2 separate regions of the Mus musculus genome follow, and region 1 is linked to region 2. The links are chromatin contacts, found by Hi-C or POLR2A ChIA-PET in ENCODE. All regions are on one chromosome and are shown on one strand. The core of a region is the stretch at or near the end of the contact, and the rest is flanking DNA. Distances in the headings are between cores, read along the strand shown.

What was found. Hi-C counts contacts between places; a loop is a spot of excess contacts on that map. ChIA-PET counts read pairs that join two places held with the same protein, here RNA polymerase II (POLR2A).
Region 1: POLR2A ChIA-PET joins it to region 2 with 25 read pairs in embryonic stem cell. The contact joins the promoter of Mybl1 here to the promoter of Snhg6 in region 2. A Hi-C loop is called at or near these places in 1 of 37 maps with a recorded cell type or tissue (T-helper 17 cell). POLR2A ChIA-PET finds 5 or more read pairs at or near these places in 2 of 5 experiments (both embryonic stem cell).

Annotation. Positions count from the first base shown.
Region 1 is chr1:9,698,371-9,701,876 of GRCm38, reverse strand. Mybl1 (myeloblastosis oncogene-like 1) reads left to right here and starts at 1,668. Exons shown (of 15, transcript NM_001290397.1): 1 at 1,668-1,942. The coding sequence starts at 1,923.
Region 2 is chr1:9,942,403-9,945,909 of GRCm38, reverse strand. Snhg6 (small nucleolar RNA host gene 6) reads left to right here and starts at 1,792. Exons shown (of 4, transcript NR_024067.2): 1 at 1,792-1,890; 2 at 3,193-3,300. It overlaps Snord87 (small nucleolar RNA, C/D box 87), which reads left to right and starts at 3,367; the gene lies at 3,367-3,440. It also overlaps a transcript of Mcmdc2 not described here.

The DNA.
Region 1 (3,506 bases), core at 419-2,918, 240 kb after region 2:
GACGTTTCCCTATATAAAACAATGAGAATAAATTTTACTTAAAAATCTGATGCACTTACCTTCAAGTTCTAAAACGGTTGTTTGTATAAAGCTGATCATAACCTAAGAATATCAGTTTTGCTTCCTGTTAGAATAAAAATGGAACAATGCATACCCAAGAGTAAATATGCTTCCAAATGACATTTGAAGACTAGGAGGAGCATTCCATCATGTAGCCCTGGTGAAGCTAAGGTAGATCATGAAGAAAGTCTGGGCTCTATACTGAGTTCAAGATCAGCCTGGGGTACATAACAACACCTTGTCTCAAAAATATTAATTTCTAAATTAGTCTCTCTCTTTAGAAGCTACTATGGAACTCAGAAAATAATTTAAAAGTGCTTTTCCTTCCCAAAATATATCTTGAGAAAAAGGAAGTTATTTTTTTTTTAAAAGCGAGTGTGTATCTACCTGGTTGTTTTGAATTGCAAGCTCATCTTGATTTGTATTTGCACCTGTATCTCTGATTTGCAAAAGACGATGCGTACAGTTTCAAAATAGCAAAAAATGTCAGTTTGTAACAACATTGATCTGTGGTTCATCACTCTATGCAGTAGAGCATGGTGTCTTGCAAATTTGGGCTCTTCGCCGTGTCTAATCGCTACTGTAGTTAATAATCTCCTTGTATGCTTCTTTAACCGTGTAACTGTTGAGAAGTTGCAACTGTAAGAGGCCCCTTCCCCTATGCAAGATTTCAGTTACTCCAGCTTTCAGGCGCACCTCCGGGACTCTGGGTTCCCCGCGAAGAGCATCCCGCCCCCTTTGTAGACGGAGTACGAGGTTGAGCTTCTGGAGCACTATCAACCTTTTCCCGTTCCACGCAAGCCTCGAGATAACAACTCCCCACTTATCACACTTTTATTCATCTCTGGGGAAAACAAAAGACACAACAACAGGGTCTTGGCCAGTTTCCTTGTCCTTTCGGCGCAGAACTAACTCACACATGCTTAAGAAAATAACGGCCGCGCAAGTTTCCTGGCTAGAAGGTTAAGTAGATGACCGCGCCCTTAAGTGGCGAGACTCACAGCGCGAACTAGCGCCCGCGAGGTCCTCCCCTGCCCAGGACCCCGACTGTCCCCGCCCCAGAGGCACGCTCCGCACCCCTCCGGAGGTGGCGGCGGCTGGATCGGCCCCGGCGCCTCTTCCGGCACACACCCGGGGCGCAGAAACTCGCCTTCCCAGCAATCTCCGCGCCCCACTGGGTGGCTCACCCCGCGTTCCGTGTCCTGTCACCTCGGCCCGTGAACCGGCCTCGCGCCTCCCCCATCCCGCCCCGCCCCTCCCCCGGCTCCACGGCGCTCCGGGACTCCCGCGAGTTCCAATCCTGGCTTCTAGCCCCGCCGGCCCCGCCCTCTGCCGCGCGCGCCCTCGCCGCCCCGCCCCCGCCCCCCTGCGCGCGGCCGCCCCAGCCAATGAGGTTCGGGGCCGCGTGCGCAGATTCAAACGGCGGCTCTTGAGGGAGGCTGGGCGCGAGATTCGGCGGTGCGGACAAAACCCTGCAGGAGGCTGCGAGTGCTGCAGTGCTGCTCGCTGCGGGGAGAGGGCGGGGGTCGGCGCCCGTGACGGAGCGGCGCAGGGCCGGCAGCTCTGAGGCGGAGGCGGCGGCGGCGGGCGGGGCGGCGGCGGGCGGGAGCACGCCTCCTGACATGTCCAGGGCATCCCTGGCCGGGCCCGGCCGCGGCTAGGAGCAGTGGGTCTTGGTCCGCCCCTCTGTCCCTCAGTCCCGCCTGGCCCTGACCTGACCGGGCCTGCTTTCCGCTCTCGGTCACCTGAGGGAAGGAGTTGGGGAAGCGGCGGGTGGGTCTCGGAGAGGGAGCATTGGCCCCAGGCTGGAGGAGGCTGACCCCGCGTCCCCGCCCAGCCCGCGCCTATGCGGTACTTGAAGGATGGCGAAGAGGTCGCGCAGGTGGGTGCCATCCCCTCGGACCCGGCCTAGCGGCCCTGTCTCGACTCTTGCTCTCTGTCCTTTCCTGCTGGTCCCCACTTAGGCCCTCTCGAGCCTGGGGGGCATAGGTTTTCCTGTTCGGTGGGTGTCCCACACCCGCTTCGGCCGCGCTGGCCTGAGAGCATCTATCATTATTAGACTCCATCATTATTAGACGACTGTGTGTAGGACTCTCTCTAACAAATGCTCAGGTTGCTGCATTGACGGATTCTCCCACAGCTCACGCCCAGACTTCTAACTTCTCACAGCCACTTTCAGGGAGGTTTCTTGCCAGGTAAGTTTGCCCACTGTCAGGGGATACGCCACGCCAGGGGAAGCGGTTGTGTTTGCCTGGATGACTTGAAATGGGGTTCTCTCCTCTGACTTAATCGTGCCAAATCAAAACAGATCTCCTTGACAAACCTGGGCGGGCACGGTTCTGGGAAATCTTGAGAAGGGAATTCGCTAAATCTCCCTTGTGCGCACTGCTCTTCTGAGCTTTTCTTTTTCTTAGTATCTTCTGAGGACATTGTTACGTTGTTACTATCGAGTAAACTTGATCCTAAACCAATGTGTCTTAGTTACTTTGTATCTCAAGTATTCATGTTTGATTCTGATTGTATCGGCATTGTAACAAGTAGGACACAATGTTGTTGTTGTAGAAAGATGTGCTAGGATGTCTTTATGCACCTAACTTTTATTTTATGCTATTGTAATAGCTACTCCTAAATTGTGTGGCATAATCAGATGACAAAAAAATCTAGTGTCTCGATTTTCAGTATTAAGGAAACCTGAAAAGTATTTCTCAGAATTTCCATTTATCTAGATACACAGCTTCAAAATCTAAGAGTCATATTCCCTGAGCTGAAATTTAGTACTGAGAGTCATTCATTGCAGAGTTTGATTTAAAATAACTACGCATAAAATACTTGGCTTTATTCATATATTCTTCTATATGTAGGTTGGTTCTGCAGATATCAACATAAATTTAATTATGACATAATTACTTTATATAAAGTGGCTGCAGAATAGATTGAACATTGAAGTGGAACAAGTGTGCATATACGCATACACCCACAGGCACACTACCTTGGTCTTTTATCATTTTGGATGAGGTAGTTGTAGGGGTTTTTAGCAGCACCTTTACCTTTACTCAGTAGAAGACAGTAGCCCTTTTTCCTACAGTCAGGACAACCAAAACTGTTTACAGATGGTGCCACATATCTCTGGGGGGATGGAATCTGGACCATGCAGGTAAGAACTGCTGATCTACAACTTCAAAGACATAACATTCCCATCTTCATAAAAGATGCAGATTTAAAGATAAGATTGCTGGAGTACTGCTTTAGGCTTTTTGAGTTTTGAAGTCTAACAATGCTTTTAAATGATGTGTAAGTTAATTGAGACAATATAGAATGATGTAAAAAATGATGTAAAAAGTTATAGTTCTGGAGTAATTGTGCTGCAGTGAAACACTTCTCTGGAAGTATGTAGATAGAGGGTGTGATGAGAGATCACCATCTCTGGTCTGTTTCTTTGGGTTTTC
Region 2 (3,507 bases), core at 543-3,042:
TGTATTAAGGCCAGAAGAAATAAAGGTATATGCTAAGAGCAGAGCCACACCACAATTAAAAACTTGTTCTTTTTTAAACTAAATAACATAATCTTAGAGTTCACTGTGTGAGCAAATATCCTACAATACACTACCAATTAAAAAAAATCAAAACTAGAAAATCAATGCAGTCATAACATTCACAAACAAGGTAACTTTGCTGGGTAGTTTGATGTCAGTTTGACACATGCTATAGAGGAGGGTCCCTCAATTGAGAAACTGCTAACATAAGACTAGGCTGTATGCAAACCTATAGGGCATTTTCTTAATTAGTGGTTAATGAGGAAGGCACAGGATGAGCCAAAGAATGAGAAGGAGCCAGAAGATGAGAACAGATCGCCAGAGTTAGTTTGAGGCCAAGGAGAGTAAAAAGTCAGAGGCTGAGAGAGAAGCCAGCTCTTTGTAGGTGAGGATACCCCTGGGCCAGGGATCCTGAGACGCAAGCTGAGAAGGCATGAGATAAGCCAGTAAGCTTCACCCCTCCATGACCTCTGCATTGGTTTCTGTACTGCTTGAGTTCCTATTTTGACTTCCTTCAGTGATGAATAGTGGCTTAGAATGCTAAATCAAATGAGCCCTTTCCCTCCCCAATTTGCTTTTGGTTGTGGTGTTTCATCATGACCATTAAGTTCAACAATAGTAACTCTAACACATTAGGTGACTACTTTCTTTTTTTTTTAAAGATATATTTATTTATTTTTATGTATGTGAGTACACTTTAGCTTTCTTCAGACACACCAGAAGAGGTCATTGGATCTCATTACAGATGGTTGGGAGCCACCATGTGGTTACAGGGATTTGAACTCAGGACCTCTGGAAAAGCAGTCAGTGCTCTTAACTAGCTGAGCTGTCTCTCCAGCCCGGTGACTACTTCATGACTAAGAAAAATTCTATTACTATTACAAATCAAACTCATTAACAGCTTCTCCTTTTTTTCTTTCTTTCTTTCTTTTTTTTTTTTTCTTTCTTCTTTAGGTTTTTTCGAGACAGGGTTTCTCTGTGTAGCCCTGGCTGACCTGGAACTCACTCTGTAGACCAGGCTGGCCTCGAACTCAGAAATCCGCCTGCCTGGGATTTAAGGGAATAAGTGCTGGGATTAAAGGTGTGCGCCACCACGCCCTGCACGCTCCTTTTTTTCTGACAATCAATTTTTATCTCTCTTTCTGTGAGTGTGTCCGTGTGCTTGCTGCTTCCAGAACACTAACTCTAATGGAGCTGCTGTGGGCTGGGGATGTCTTAGCAGTTAAGAACACTGACTGTTCATCCAGAGGACCCAGGGTTAGATTCCCAGCACTCATATTGTAAGTTGGGTCACATATAACCCCAGTTCCAGGGCATCTGACACTCTCTACTGAACTCTGTCAGTACCAGGTTCTCGGGCGAGGCACACATGGCTAGCGTGCAGGCCAAACACCCATACATATAAAATACATCTTAGAAAAAAAAAATTAAATAGTTTCTAATACCAACGGTTTTTAAACACTGAAGTAGGTGAGGATGTAGAAGACCCAGCAAACATAAGGACCTGGACTGGGAGACTGTCCTATTTTAAGGCATTATTCATTACTTGAAAAATCAATTAAAAAGCTCTAGCGGAAGTATTCGCACTAATTCCCACAACCTGCTCCCTCCGCCCCACTAGAAACACAGAGCCGGAAGAGGAGGGGGTGAAGGCGAGCACGCAGAAGAGGGCTGGCCGGAAGAGGCGGGGCCTACAGGAGCGCCTTAGGGTCGCGCACGCTGGGCCACTTCCTTTCTCGGCAGCGCCGTAGAGCGCGAGCAGACGGTGCAGCATGGCGCACAGCGGAGGCCGCGGGCGGCCGAACCCGGCGTGTCCTTGGGCGTTTCCAGGTGCGAATCCTGCGGTCTGCTTAACCCCGTGTGTGCGGAGAGGGCTTCCTTGTTGGCGGCGTCCGTCTCTAGCCGGGTACGGGGGCCCCATGGCTCCCGGGTTCGGTGTGGCCCTTGGCCCGCTGTGAGCGGCGGGGCGCGTTCCCAATGGTCTCCAAATCTTAACCGAGATTAGTTATAAGGCCTGCTCCTCTGGACGCTTCGAAGTGCGGGCACAAGCGGCCGCTTCTGGCGGCAGCTTTCATCTGGGCCTGCACCCTGGCGGGAGCCCCTTTGTATCCCCAAGAAAAGCCACCATGCGGTCTGTTTCAGGCTTCCTAAGTGAGTAATCCATAGGAAATTTTACAGAGGCGGAAAAGTACTGCTTCTAAGATGTTAAGACCGCCAATTTTAGGCTTTTTTTTTTTTTTGGCTTTTTTTTTTTTTAAAGATTAATAGTTTGATCTGAAGTATTGGCATCACTCTAAAAAGCTTGTATTCATGGATCAACCCTGTAAGTACGATCTAAAGTTGGAGCAAAATTTTCAAACTATTTGAAAGCCACGCAGGGTGGGGATGCTGGCAAAAGAAGGTGGTGGTAAGTTCTGAAGCGTGTGGATACAAAAGAACACTACATTTCAGGCCTGCATGTTATACTTTACTGTTGGTATCTGTAAGCCAAATTGGGTACTCTGGATTTCTGTAAACTCAGCGTTTCAAATATGAAAATGATTAAGGATTTCTCATCGGTTTGCAGGTGATAAGTCATCACCAGTAATCGGTTCAATCATTCATTCTCTGATTTGTGACTCTGGCCATGCCGTTTCCTGTTCTAATGTCCCAGTGATGGTCTGCACAATTGCATATATGCCTCAAGCTTTTCCGTGCAAGCACCAAGACTGAGAAGCCAAGGCTTGGTACTCAGTCCTTTAAGTTAGTACTGGCAGTGAAGGGCGTGAGTAAAATGTTTTTCTGTCTGTGATGGACGGATGATGGGACAGGAACTGAAGCACCACAGGAACCTGGAGTTAGCGGATGCCGAAGCCATGGAGGATGCTATTAGCTTACGCTTTGGTTCTTAGAGAACACAGGGCCTCCAGCCCAGGGGAGGTGGCTGCCCCCTTACCCCAGTCACTGATTATGAAAATGCCTTACAGGCGTGCTTGTCCACAGCCCTATCTTAAGGATGCATTTTTACAATTGTAGCTTCCTACACCAGTGATTAGCTTGTGTCAAGGTGACATAAAAGTAGCCAGTGCACACTCATGCAAGGTATTAAAACATGGAAGTAAAATGAGAGTTCACAAATATTTTAATTTTTAGGTGCAACAAAACCTGCTCATTTGAAGGTGCTTGAACAAATATTTTCTAAACACTTGTCATGGAGAGTGATTGAAACAAGCTGCCAGGACTACATTTGCCAATAACAAGGTACAAATTGTGTGTGTGGTTTTTTTTTTTCTTTGAGGTTTGATTAACAGGGCCTTAATAGCTGGCACAATGATGACTTAAGTTTTTGCCGTTTACCCAGCTGAGTGTTTCTTTGAAGAGAGAATCTTAAAAGACTGAGATGCCAGCAGTATATAGATGATGCAAATGACTAACATGTGACGCCATTGTTAAAATGGGTTACTGTTT